Regions from separate parts of the Homo sapiens genome. Here all the other regions are linked to region 1. The links are chromatin contacts, found by Hi-C or POLR2A ChIA-PET in ENCODE. All regions are on one chromosome and are shown on one strand. Each heading gives the region's core, a stretch centred on a gene start or an enhancer-like site at or near the end of the contact. The rest is flanking DNA. Distances are from core to core; before and after follow the strand shown. Region 1 has its middle 220 kb from the start of MIR4791. Region 2 overlaps KAT2B (lysine acetyltransferase 2B). Region 3 overlaps KAT2B (lysine acetyltransferase 2B).

Evidence for each region. Hi-C counts contacts between places; a loop is a spot of excess contacts on that map. ChIA-PET counts read pairs that join two places held with the same protein, here RNA polymerase II (POLR2A). Pooled maps may share reads with other maps.
Region 2: a pooled map shows a loop between it and region 1 (8-fold over the local background). The contact joins two enhancer-like sites. A Hi-C loop is called at or near these places in 3 of 37 single-sample maps with no recorded cell type and 4 of 50 pooled maps.
Region 3: a loop to region 1 is called in a map with no recorded cell type, with 4 times the contacts of the local background. The contact joins two enhancer-like sites. A Hi-C loop is called at or near these places in 1 of 168 maps with a recorded cell type or tissue (OCI-LY7), 12 of 37 single-sample maps with no recorded cell type and 6 of 50 pooled maps. POLR2A ChIA-PET finds 5 or more read pairs at or near these places in 1 of 52 experiments (activated naive CD8-positive, alpha-beta T cell).

What each region holds. Positions count from the first base shown.
Region 1 is chr3:19,537,415-19,541,628 of GRCh38, forward strand. No RefSeq gene overlaps it. Among named protein-coding and RNA genes, the nearest start is that of MIR4791, 220 kb to the left of the region's middle. RefSeq lists an enhancer at 3,290-3,399 and a silencer at 4,013-4,182. Within about 2 kb of position 2,522, at least 3 of the 41 ENCODE cell types and tissues checked have a DNase peak (open chromatin) inside an H3K27ac peak, as active enhancers do; they include OCI-LY7, where a contact is called at or near this core.
Region 2 is chr3:20,125,646-20,129,859 of GRCh38, forward strand. It overlaps KAT2B (lysine acetyltransferase 2B), which reads left to right. Exons shown (of 18, transcript NM_003884.5): 10 at 260-468; 11 at 1,778-1,904. Among named protein-coding and RNA genes, the nearest start is that of MIR3135A, 9.8 kb to the right of the region's middle. RefSeq lists an enhancer at 376-455. Within about 2 kb of position 1,251, at least 5 of the 41 ENCODE cell types and tissues checked have a DNase peak (open chromatin) inside an H3K27ac peak, as active enhancers do.
Region 3 is chr3:20,053,051-20,057,264 of GRCh38, forward strand. All of the region lies in intron 1 of KAT2B (lysine acetyltransferase 2B), which reads left to right. Among named protein-coding and RNA genes, the nearest start is that of KAT2B, 15 kb to the left of the region's middle. RefSeq lists an enhancer at 1,908-2,147. Within about 2 kb of position 1,726, at least 18 of the 41 ENCODE cell types and tissues checked have a DNase peak (open chromatin) inside an H3K27ac peak, as active enhancers do; they include OCI-LY7, where a contact is called at or near this core.

The sequences.
Region 1 (4,214 bases), core at 1,272-3,771:
TCATGTTAATTCAATATAAGAAGAAATTCCTAATAATTCCAGCTACTTACAAATGGAGTTTATTGTTTATCCCCAATAGACAAAGTGTCCTCTCAGAGGCTGTGTGAGTATTTGACAGGAATAGTTTTTCCAGAAGGGCTGTGCATTGGATCTGAAGTTAGCAGAATGCCTACATCACAACCACATGGGGTATATATTTGAAACGCAGATAATCTAGCTTCAAGCCAGCTGCTTTGAATGGGACCTGAAAATCTACCATTTGGTAAACTTCCTGGGTGACTCAAATACACTAAAGGCTGAGAAGTATTGGTCTAGAATCTATAGAAGTACAAGTCTGAGTCCTAGCTAATCTGTATGTAAGTAGACAACCACTGAAATTCTATTAAGGACAGCCCAGAGTCTGTAATTGTATAATAAAGAAGGCTGATTAACTCCTAAATCAGTAGTCCTCCAACTTTAGTTCAAATAATGTACTTCTGGGAGATCTTATTAAAAGAGAGATTTCAGGGCTCCAGCTCCTTAGACATGAGCTAGGTCCCCAAGTGATTCTAATATGTATGTTCCAAGAAATAAACTCTGAAAACATTGTCCTAAGAAGTACAACCTTTCGTTTTATAATGAGCTGGTTCTGTGGGAAGATGGACCAACTAGAATCAAACCAATTAAAACTGACAAGTTTCTTTCTGTACAGTTCCAAATACATCAATGACCTTTTTTTATCAAAGTAACTGATATCTTTTCTCCAAGAGAGCTTTGAACACCCATCAATTACTTCAATGAAAAATGATTGTCTACTATGTGTCTTACACCACTTATACCTCTTGATTTGTTATAGATCTTTGTTTTCTTGTTTCATTTAGATTTTCTAGAAGAAAAAAGAAAAGTGAAAATACCTTCTGAAGTTTCAAAAATTGGTCAGTTATCTGATAGGAATCATATTTGTATGTGAGGCAAGATAACTATTTGGTCAGCAGATGACAGTTGCTGTGGATGTCCCCTATGTGAAATGGAATTGCTAATGTTAAGATTGTGATTTTATTCATAACAATGAAAACAGCCTGCACCAAATAGTTCTTGCTAAAGCTACTTATTCTCATGGCATATATAGCTCATTTTCTAAGGTCATCTTTTTAAGACATTGCTTTTATGTCTTCTTTTTTAAGTATATAGTACTTCAAATGTAGTCTTCTCTTAGATACCATCATCACCGAAAATAGAGCTTGGGTACAAGTGCAGGCATAGGCTCTATTAAGGGCTCTTCCAAAAGGCTTTCCTTTGCCTATTTATTTCACTTTATAGAAAGGCAAATGGTCCAAATAAATATTAAGCTGAGAAAGGAGCAGAAGTTTTGGAAGAACACAAAGGAGTGTTTGCCTCCAACCATTTTTTTCTTGCTCTGTGATATGGACAAGTTATTTAAGACATCTGAGCCTCAATTCCTTCATCTAAAACTTGAAGAATAAAATATATCCAATTTTCAGAGTCTTCGTGAGAATTAATGAAGTAATTTTTGTGAAGGCACACTACCCGACGTACAATAAACGCTAAACAAATGTCAGTTTATCTTCCTGACCTTTCATCCCCTGGTTCCTTTCCTATTTCCCCCTCCTCCCCTCATCTCCTTCTTACCTCTCCTTCCTGATTTTTTCACCTTTCCTTGCCCCCCCTCTCCTCTTCCCCAACTTCTTCCTGGCTCTCCCTTTATCTCCAGCCTCCTCCCACTTACATCCTCTCCATTCTCTCTTTCCCGCTCCCTCCTCTCCCCTTGGCCCTTCCTCATGCTTCCTCCTTTTCCCTCTCACTCAGTGTTCCAGGCCACCTTCTGGAAAATGAGTCCTCTCTTTGACATTTTCTCTGCTTAGGTCACAAAGTAGCTTTCATAATATGTCCCCTACAGTCTATTCATCACAGTGTTAACAATCAAGTCAACATTTACCTTTTTAAAAAAAGTTGTTGAAGAGCCACCAGGGCAGAAAAACATGCTGTTTCTGCCCCCAGCCACCTTATCCCCAACCCGTGTGGCTTCTAATATGTCTATCTGAATTTCAGTGAAGTTTTATTTTGAACTCTTTAATTACAGAAAGATACAGGAAGTTTATTCACTAACACAAATATATTCTACAAACACATACCATTTTTCCCCATAAAGTTTTTCTATAGAGATTTGCTGTTGCTTTAGAAATCACACACATATATGTCACAACCACCATCCCTGGCCACAGAAGACCTGAGCACTATCAGCCAGAAGCCTCAGAGCTTTCTCTGTGGCAAATGTTGTTGCCCTCTTACCCACAGTTCCTCTGGCTAGAAGCAGAGCTTATGAAATGTCTGCCACTTCACACAGATGCCTTCAAAGCTTCCCTTAGTAGCCCACCGTGTGAGTAGGTCTCATCAGAGGGAATAAGCTAAATGTTACTCCCTGCAGCTTGTGTCCTGAAAGAACCTATTCCTTGAGTTGTGTCATTCACCAAGCCCTGAATAAACAGTATAAAAGACATGAGGACAGCACAGTGAGGCAGAGATAGACCAGCACTTACATACCTGTCATTGCAGGTAATTAAATAAGCTGTTCATTCCAGAAAAAAAACAGCTGGTGGGAAAATGTGTCCAAAGGGCAAAACTATGCCTTCTTAAGCTATTTCCTTTTAACTTGGGTTTTTCCTTTATGGAGATAAGAAGCTGGAAATGGGATGGAATTTGACGCTGAAGCTAAGCTTCTGGGTTTTTTTTCACAGTTGGCTTGATAAAAATAGAACATACATATGTGATATATTTGAGTACAACAAAGAATAAAATAAGAGGAAGTGAGACTTAAAAGTGTGTCTGTGCTTTTTATTTTTGTAAAGAACTAATATACTAAGTTGAAGGGACCACTTTCATTTAAGAATTTCCTCCAGGGTAAAGAGTACCCTTTTGCTTTGGCACTTTTACTTGCCATGGTAATTTTTTTTAACCAGTGCTGACTCTGAACTTTATGCTACTCCTGTAGCTTTATTCTTCACTATGGTTTATTTGTCCTGAGAGAGAATTATTTCTGAACTCTGCATGGGGGTCAGTATTAAATGCTAATAAGGAAGGGGCTCAAACTCAGCCACATCTTTTGGGGAACACAGAGCCCTCTGGGTAGCTGCAGCCACATGGCCAACACTCAGCATCTTTGGGGCCCCTTGCTATGATTGGCAGTGATGTCCAGAAGCCCTCAGATGGAAACACAGATTTCCGAAAGTTGCCATGATAACTTATTGACCAAAATGAGTCATAAGAGTTCCTCCTGCTATAATCAGACAACCTGTGGAACCAAATCTAATTGTCAACTCTGGCTTCCAGTACCCCAAAGGTATTTGAGCCCTGGGCCTAGATCACTTAGCATATCTCTTGTTAACTTACACAAAAACCACGTCTACAGAAAAGGGGTAAAGAAGACAACATTTCTCACACTTGGTTCGCAGGGTGTGGTTTGCGGGACAACAGCAGCAGCTTCATCTGGAAGCTTGTTAAAAATGCAAAATCCTGGACCCCCATCTCAGAGCAGTGAATCAGAATCTACATTTTGACAAGATTCTCAGGTAATTTGTGCACATGTTAAAGGCTTAGAAATACCTGAACAAGGCCGGGTGCGGTGGCTCACACCTGTAATCCCAGCACTTTGGGAGGCTGAGGTGGGTGTATCACGAGGTCAAGAGATGGAGACCATCCTGGCTAACATGCTGAAACCCCGTCTCTACTAAAAATACAAAAATTAACCACGCATGGTGGCGGGCGCCTGTAGTCCCAGCTACTTGGGAGGCTGAGTCAGGAGAATCGCTTAAACCCAGGAGGCAGAGATTGCAGTGAGCAGAGATCACGCCACTGCACTCCAGCCTGGAGACAGGGCAAGACTCTGTCTGAAAAAAAAAAGAAAGAAAGAAAGAAAAAAGAAAAGAAAAAGAAAAAAAGAAATACCCAAACACTGGTTCTTGACTCTGGCTACCCATTAGAATTACCTATGTTGCTTTTAAAAAACAGATTCCTGGCTCTAACCACAAAGAGTTTGATTTAGTTTGTGTGGGTAGCACACATACAGAATCAGAAACTCTGGGGGTAGGGCCCAGCAACCTGTGGTGCTTCTGATACCAGCTAAAGTTCGAGAACTACTGCTCTAGTCTAGTCGACAAAGGACCCAGCATTGGCTGAAGTAGGGTTTAAGCAAGAAGGAATGTGCATATAGTTATGTA
Region 2 (4,214 bases), core at 1-2,500, 590 kb after region 1:
ATCTACACTGAATATCATCCGTGTACACATATAATACTCCAATTTCTCAAAATGCTTTACCTGCCTTTTCTGTCTTGTCTTCATAACTTGTATGTGTATGTGTCTCTGTGTGTATGTGTGCACACATGTGTATTTAGGACTCTGAAAATCCACAAATGTGTATCTTATTAGAACAAAGATGAGAAGCTTGGATGTGTCCCATCCCCACTGTCTTGAGAGAATAGCTCTGTGTAATTTTTTCCTGTCTCTTGCATCTCAGACCAATTTTCTGTCAGCACACTCGGCCAGGGATGAGGCGGCAAGGTTGGAAGAGCGCAGGGGTGTAATTGAATTTCACGTGGTTGGCAATTCCCTCAACCAGAAACCAAACAAGAAGATCCTGATGTGGCTGGTTGGCCTACAGAACGTTTTCTCCCACCAGCTGCCCCGAATGCCAAAAGAATACATCACACGGCTCGTCTTTGACCCGTAAGTGGTACTTTCTGTTCCTTCTTCCTTATTTCCTTTTTAAATGAAAGAGGAACTGCTTAGATAGTGAAAGTCAGCCATAGTCATCCACCGAATACTACTGCACCTGTCTTGCTGTGGATACAGAGCTTCACCAAGCTGATTTTCATGTCTGAAAGTGCTAAGAGTAATTTTCAACAATTTACAAATTTTCTTGTTAATGATGATGAAACTTTATATTTTACATTGCTGATGACTCTCCTGTGCTTCATTCTTTATAGCAGTGAGAGAATGTAACACTAAGATGTTCTGCTTTCTTCATAATCAAAATATTGGTTTTGGTATCTTAACTAGGTGCCATTATTGCCCAGGTCTGTGGGCAATTATTGGGATATAAGACAGGTTAACTTTGAAAATCCATTGCTTAAAAAAAAAAAACAAAAAACTAGGCCGGGCATGGTGGCTCATGCCTGTAATCCCAGCATTTTGGGAGGCTGAGGTGGGAGGATCACCTGAGGTTGAGAGTTTGTGACCAGCCTGACCAACATGGAGAAACCCCGTCTCTACTAAAAATACAAAATTAGCCAGGCCTGGTGACACATGCCTGTAATCACGGCTACTTGGGAGGCTGAGGCAGGAGAATTGCTTGAACCCAGGAGGCGGAGGTTGTGGTGAGCCGAGACCGTGCCATTGCACTCCAGCCTGGGCAACAGAGCGAAACTCCATTTCAAAAAAAAAAAAAAAAAAACCCACGAAACCCTAAAGAACTAAACTTCTCTAATTGAATTTATTTTAACATACATAGCCCAGTAGCCTATGGGGACTGTGATCCATGCCTGTGACAATTCAGAGTGATGCTTTAGACAGAGGGAAGGATTCCATAATGCGGAATTTTGCAAATTGTATATGTAAATTTTAAATTCTTTTTCATAATGTTTCTGTAATATTTTGGAGTAAGACTTAACTCTTCAGAGACACATACCATGTTTGTCCATGACTTCCTGCTCTCCCTGACCCCTCCTTGGCACTGGCTGTGCCAGTTCCAGAGCACCTCTGCACATACTCTGTTCTCTATTTGTAAACCTCAGGCACTTCTTAGGTGACTGGTATTTTGTTCTGATGGGAGTGCTGATGACATCTTGTGCAGGCGACCTAGCTCTAAAAAGTTCAGATAAAAGGATGGTCTAGCGAGATAGGGGCTACATGAAGGAAGTTTCTATAGAAACTTAGGACATGTCCCTCTTTCTTAGTTGGTTAATAAGGAACACCCCAAAAAGTATATTTATATAACTAGGATAGGTAAAACTTTGACATAATCTTATTCTTTCAGGAAACACAAAACCCTTGCTTTAATTAAAGATGGCCGTGTTATTGGTGGTATCTGTTTCCGTATGTTCCCATCTCAAGGATTCACAGAGATTGTCTTCTGTGCTGTAACCTCAAATGAGCAAGTCAAGGTAAGGGTAAACCCAAGGTCTTAGAAGAAGAGCAGAATGTGGGGCTTCTCACTAAGGCCTGCAGAGCTTGGGAAGATCTCTCTGTGCCATGTCCAGAGAAGGTTCAAAGTGGAGTTAAGGACTTTCTGGGAATAGTCCTCTCACTCCAATGGTCTCCAACCTTTTTGGCACCAGGGACTGGTTTCACGGAAGACAATTTTTCCACGGGTCAGATTAGGGCTATGATTTTGGGATGAAACTGTTCCAGCTCAGATCATCAGGCATTAGTTAGATTCTCATAAGGAGCATGCAACCTAGATCCCTTGCACGCATAGTTCACAATGGGGTTTGCACTCCTATGAGAGTCTAGTGCCACCACTGATCTGACAGGAGGCAGAGCTCAGGCGGTAATGCTCACTTGCCTGCCACTCACCTCGTGCTGTGCAGCCCGGTCCCTAACAGGCCACGGACTGGTAATGGTCTAGGGGTTGGGGACCTCTGTCTCACTGTGAGTGTATGTGTATGTGTGTGAGGAGAGTAAGTGGTTTCACCTACCAACAAGTAGGGTTGTACCAAGGCTTTGTTGGACTTTGGGGCGAGGTACCAGGATACTGTACAAGTTCAATATGTAACTCAAGTGTAGTCGATAGCAAATGAAGGGATATTTGAAAAATAGATCTCAGTGTTCATTGTTAATTTACACATACACGCAAACATGTAATCACAATTAGTGACACTGAACTACTGGAAAGGATATGGTTAATGTGGATTAGAAAGATGATTTAGGCAGCTTACACTTCAGAAAGATTTCTTATGACCTTGTCCCTAAGGGAAAACAAGGACTAAGGAAATTCTTTAAGGGAAGTCATGAAATTCTATAAGGGAAGTCATGTAAATTTATGAATAAATTTCAGAAGTTATTCCTGTAGGGTTTGGCATGTGTTGGAGTGTCTTTTTGTTTTGTTTTGTTTTTTTTTGTTGCTAATTTATCTTCCCAGTTGTCTTTGGCTTAGGTCCCTTCCTTTCCAGGAACTGTGTCCATGTTTTATTGGTATTGCAGTTGGTGTCGCAGTCTGGCGAGAATAAACCAGACTCTGAATTGACAGAAAGAGCTCTCATCTATACCTTGTCCTGTTCTACTTTCTTGCTTTTAAGAAAAGGGAACCAGAAAACATGTCCTTAGAATGTTATTCATTTAGGGCTGGGCAGTGGCTCACACCTGTAATCCTAGCACTTTGGGAGGCCAAGGTGGGTGGATCTCCTGAGATCAGGAGTTTGAGACCAGCCTGACCAATGTGGTAAAACCCTGTCTCTACTAAAAATACAAAATTAGCTTGGTGTGGTGGCACATGCCCGTAGTCCCAGCTGCTTGGGAGGCTGAGGCAGGAAAATTGCTTGAACCCGGGAGGCGGAGGTTGCAGTGAGCCAAGATCACAGCACTGCACTCCAGCCTGGGCAATGAGAGCGAAACTCCATCTCAAAAAAAAAAAAAAAAAAAAAAGAATGTTATTCATTTAGGATTTTCATGGGTGGACTAAAGATTAGCAGCTCCGGATGATTAAGATGGCTGCTGAGAAAAATTATTGGAAGGTCTAAAGCAATGTGTCCAATAGAAATATAAAGCAGCCTGCAAATATGAGGTTATAAAAGCACACATATTATGTGCTTTTAAATTTTCTAGTAGTTATATGTATATATTTTTAAAAAAGCAAGTGGAATCCAGTGAGATTAATTTTGGAAATTTATTTTACCCATATATCCAAAGTATTAATATAACTGCAACAGGCATTCAATGTCACGAAGAATTATGGAGACCTTTTACATTACATTCTTTGTTCTGTACTGTCTTTTTTTTTTTTTTTTTGAGACAGGTTCACACTCTGTTGCCCAGGCTGGAGTGCAGTGGTGTGATCTTGGCTCACTGCAACCACCGCCTCATGGGTTCAAGTGATTCTCCCACCTCAGCCTCATGCGTAGCTGGGAACTATAGGCACATGCCACCATGCCCGGCCAATTTTTGTATTTTTAGTAGAGATGAGGTTTCGCCATGTTGGCCAGGCTGGTCCTGAACTCCTGACCTCAGGTGATCTGCCCTCCCTGGTCTCCCCAAGTGCTGAGATTACAAACATGAGCAACCACACCCAGCCTTATACTAACTCTTTGAAACCAAGCATGTATTTTACATTTATAACACATCTCAATTTAGACAAGCTGCCTTTCAAGTGCTTGATAGGCACGTGTGGCCAGTGGCTCCTGTATTGGACAGTGCTGGTCTAAGTATTTTGTTGACTCCTTCAGCTTCAAAGAAGCAATACCATTTACAGAAACCAA
Region 3 (4,214 bases), core at 476-2,975, 510 kb after region 1:
TCCAGCTGGAGCTGGAACAACACTTACTCATAGTTAAGTGTGTTTCCCCTTGGTTCATGGCAGACTTGATGACAAGCAACAGTTATCTTATGGCCTGAACGTCTCCTACAAATCAAGCAAAGAGGAATCACCTATATTTTAATCCTCTCCAACCACTGTTTCCTCTTCTGCAAGTTACAATTAAATTCTTAAGGCCAGGAATGTGGCTCACGCCTGTAATCCCAGGTGTGGGATCCTACTTTTGGGTGGCCAAGGTGGGCAGATTGCTTGAGCTCAAGGGTTTGAGACCAGCCTGGGCAACATAATGAGACCCCATCTCTATAAAAATACAAAAATTAGCTGGGCATGGTGGCACATGTCTGTAGTCCTAGCTACTCAGGAGGCTGAAGCAGGAGGATCACTTGAGTCCAGGAGGTCGAGGCTGTGGTGAGCCGTGAGTGTGCTGCTGCACTGTAGTTTGGGTGACAGAGTGAGACCCTGTCTCAAAAAACAAGACAAAACAAAAAAACTCAGGAAGGTATATGAGTGTTATGAGATCAGTGAGTTAAAAGCTACAAAGTGAGACAAAGTTTTAGCATATATTCTAGAAGTCTGTATTATATTAGTAAACTTAAAAATCAATTGTATATGAAGGCATTCTTTAAACTACTATTTATATTTTTTGTTACTTTGTGGCCCACTTTAAAGTCTACAATAGACTTTCTTTAATTGTTCCTTTACCATTTAGGCTTATTTTTTATTTATTTTTATTTTATTTTATTTTTTTGAGATGGAGTCTCACTCTGTAGCCCAGGCTGGAGTGCAGTGGCATGATCTCAGCTCACCGCGACTTCCATCTCCAGGTTCAAGTGATTCTCCTGCCTCAGTCTCCCAAGTAGCTGAGATTACAGGCATGTACCACCACACCGAGCTAATTTTTGTATTTTTAGTAGAGATGGGGTCTCGCCATGTTGGCAAGGCTGGTCTCAAACTCCTGACCTCAAGTGATCCATCCTCCTCGGCCTCCCAAAGTGCTGGGATTACAGGCATGAGCCATTGTGTCCGGCTTTAGACTTATTTTTTTTTGTTTTTGTTTTTTGTTTTTTTGTTTTTTTTTTGAGACGGTGTCTCGCTCTGTCACCTAGGCTGCAGTGCAGTGGCGCGATCTTGGCTCACTGCAATCTCCGCCTCCTGGGTTCAAGCAATTCTCTGCCTCAGCCTCCTGAGTAGCTGGGATTACAGGGGTCTGCCACCATACGCAGCTAATTTTTGTATCTTTAGTAGAGACGGGGTTTTACCATCTTGGCCAGGCTGGTCTTGAATTCCTGACCTCGTGATCCACCCTCATCGGCCTTCCAAAGTGCTGGGATTGATTACAGATGTGAAGGAGATGGATGCATTTATTTTGGAAAAAAGTGTGAATAATGTCTCTAATGGTCCACTTGGAACAATACATCACCTAATATCAGGAGGAGGTTTAGGGTAATCTTGTCAGTAACCTCAGGGCAAGTTGTATGGGGTTGCTTCCATTAAATTCCATGCCATCCTAATCAGTCCCCATGCGTTGTGTACTCTTGGCTTGTGCAGCTTTTTGCGAGGTTTGTGTGGTATGCAGGAGGTTCCAGAAGTACAAGGATGAGACCTGAGTAATATCATAGTGATTGATGGTGGCAGTGCCAATTTGCATCAGCTCTGACAAGCTGGTGTTGAAACTAGATGGCAGAATGCCAAAGATGCCAAGGTCAGCATACTTTGAAATAATGAAGTGAGTCATGTAACCCAGGATTGGCACATACTCACAGGACTACCTGACTCATCCCACCTCGAAAGGAACACATCTGTGAGCACCGGTTAGGGGCCTGTGGCCACTTCTCTGCTACATGTGCAAAAGGAAGCAAAAGCCACAAGGAGCCCTTTTCTTGTTGAGGAGACAGATATTAAGTGAAAGAAAAATTAAAATGAATAATCAAGCATGAAGTCAATGCAGAGAGAAACCATTGTGAGCCAGGGGGAGGTGAAAGGGTGGGAGAGAGACCCAGCCCAGATAGAGGGAACAGAGTAAAACCAAGCAGAGAAGCAAAACTGTTGTGAGCCAGACGTGAGAGTAGTTTAGAACATGGACCTGGGCACCAGACTGCCTGGGTTTGAACCCTGATGTGTGACTATGGGGAGGTTACTTATGCTTTACAAGCCTCAGATTTCGCAGCTGTAATGTGGAGACAGTGATATATGTCAACTTTTTCCGTTTACTCAACAAATTGTTATTTAATGTGCCAGGTGTTGATTTAGATGCTGGTGATACAGTGACAGATGGGTCCTTATTCTTGCAGAGCTTGCTTTCTGGTAGCAGAAGCAGACAATAAGCCAGAAAATAACAGAAAGTGGTAAGTGCCTCGCAGAGAATGAAAACAGAGAATTAAATGAGAATGCCTGGGGAATTCCTCTAGATACATGCCCAGGAAATCCTTCTGCAGAAGGGACACGGACCGAGGCCTGCATGATAAGAAGTGAGGAAGAGGGTGCCGTGCAAAGACTCTGGGGCCAGAAGTGGCTTGTCGTGTGTGAGGCCTGTCAGGAGACCTGTGTGGCTAGATGGAGGTGGGTGGGGTGGGGGGTATGAGTGTAGGAGATTAGGTGGAAGGGATAAATGGGGGCCAGATTGCCAACATATAATTTTTACACAGTGATGTCAAGATCTTTAGTTCTGATACGTTTCAACAAATACGTATCAAGACAGAACTTTTCCATCCCCCTAGAAAATTTCTGCCTGCTCCTTGCCATTCAAGTCTCTCTCCCTTGGAAGCAAGCACTGATCTGATTTGTGTCACTTTAAGTTAATTTAGCTATTTTTCATATAAATGTTACCACATAGTACATACTGTTCTTTCACTCAGTATATTTTTGAGATTAATCCGTGGTGTTGGATGCATTGGTAGTTAATTTCTATTTATTGCTGAGGAGTATTCTGCTGTATGGACGTACTAGTTTGTTTATCTGTTGACTTGTTATGGACATCTGGGCTGTTTCCAGTGAATTCAAATTAGATTTCCGGTTTGAAGTGACCCCTCTGGCTGCTCTGAGAAGAATAAAGTATATGAGAGAAACAGTAGATAAAGAGGGCCAGTTGGAAGTTATTATAGTCTAGGTATGAGTAGATGGTGTCTTGGGCTAGGGTAGCAGGAATGGAGGGGTGAGAATTAGTTTGGGCTATATTGTAAGGGTAGAGGCAACAGGACTTAATTTGTTACAAGGGAGGTGGTGATGAAAAGACAGAAATGAAGGATAATGTCCAGGTTTTTGGCCTGAGCAACTGAATGGATGGTAGTTCCATTTACCAAGATAGAGAATACCATAGGAGAAGCAGGTTTGGGTAAGAATAAAGAGTTCTTTGTTGGAGGTGATACATTAGATATGTCTGTTAATAGACAAATGCTATTTTGAGGATAAAATGAAATAATGTATTTAGTAACTTGGTATAGAATCTGGGACATTCTGAATGCCTCATAGATGTCAGTTACTGTTACAATTAAAACAATGCTAAATAATAATTATTGTTTTTAATAAAGAGGCTAACCAACTTGGAGGAAAAGAGAAATATGGTCAAAGAGAAACTGGGACATAGGGTCTGCTAGGTTAGGAAGAAATGAGTTGATAGAAGGTCTTGAATTTCAGGTAGAAAATTTTGGACTGAATCCATTTGATAATAGTGTCCTTGCCTTTTAAGAAGGAGGAGGCACAAGGTATTTTAGAATGCCACAGAGGAGTTCTAGGTTTTGATGTTGGCTTCTTGTTCTTTGCCAGCTGAGTGAACTCAGGCAAGCCACACCCCTTCTCTAAGCATTGAATTACTTGTCCTACAGGGTTGTTGGGAGGGGAACATAACATGATTTGGACTGCAATTGCCTTGGAAAGTAGTAAACACAAATGCTTGACGTTCTTAAGTGGCATTTTAGAGTACAGTGATGTGAGCTGGTATTAGGAGGAAGGTTGGGAGTGGGAATGTATTGGAAGAGGGGAGGAAGTATTTCTTCTAGTTGGCTGATAAGGGCCTGAACTGGGGCCCTGGCAATGAGAATGGAGAAGGTATAGATCTGACAGAGTTTGAAAGAAGAATCAGGTGGCCTGGATGAGGGCATTGAGTGCAGATTAACCTTAGGAGCTGGGAGAAGGACAGTGCCAACAAAGGGAATAGGGTAGTTGAAAAGGGAGTATTGGGATGGAGGGCAAGCCTTTTT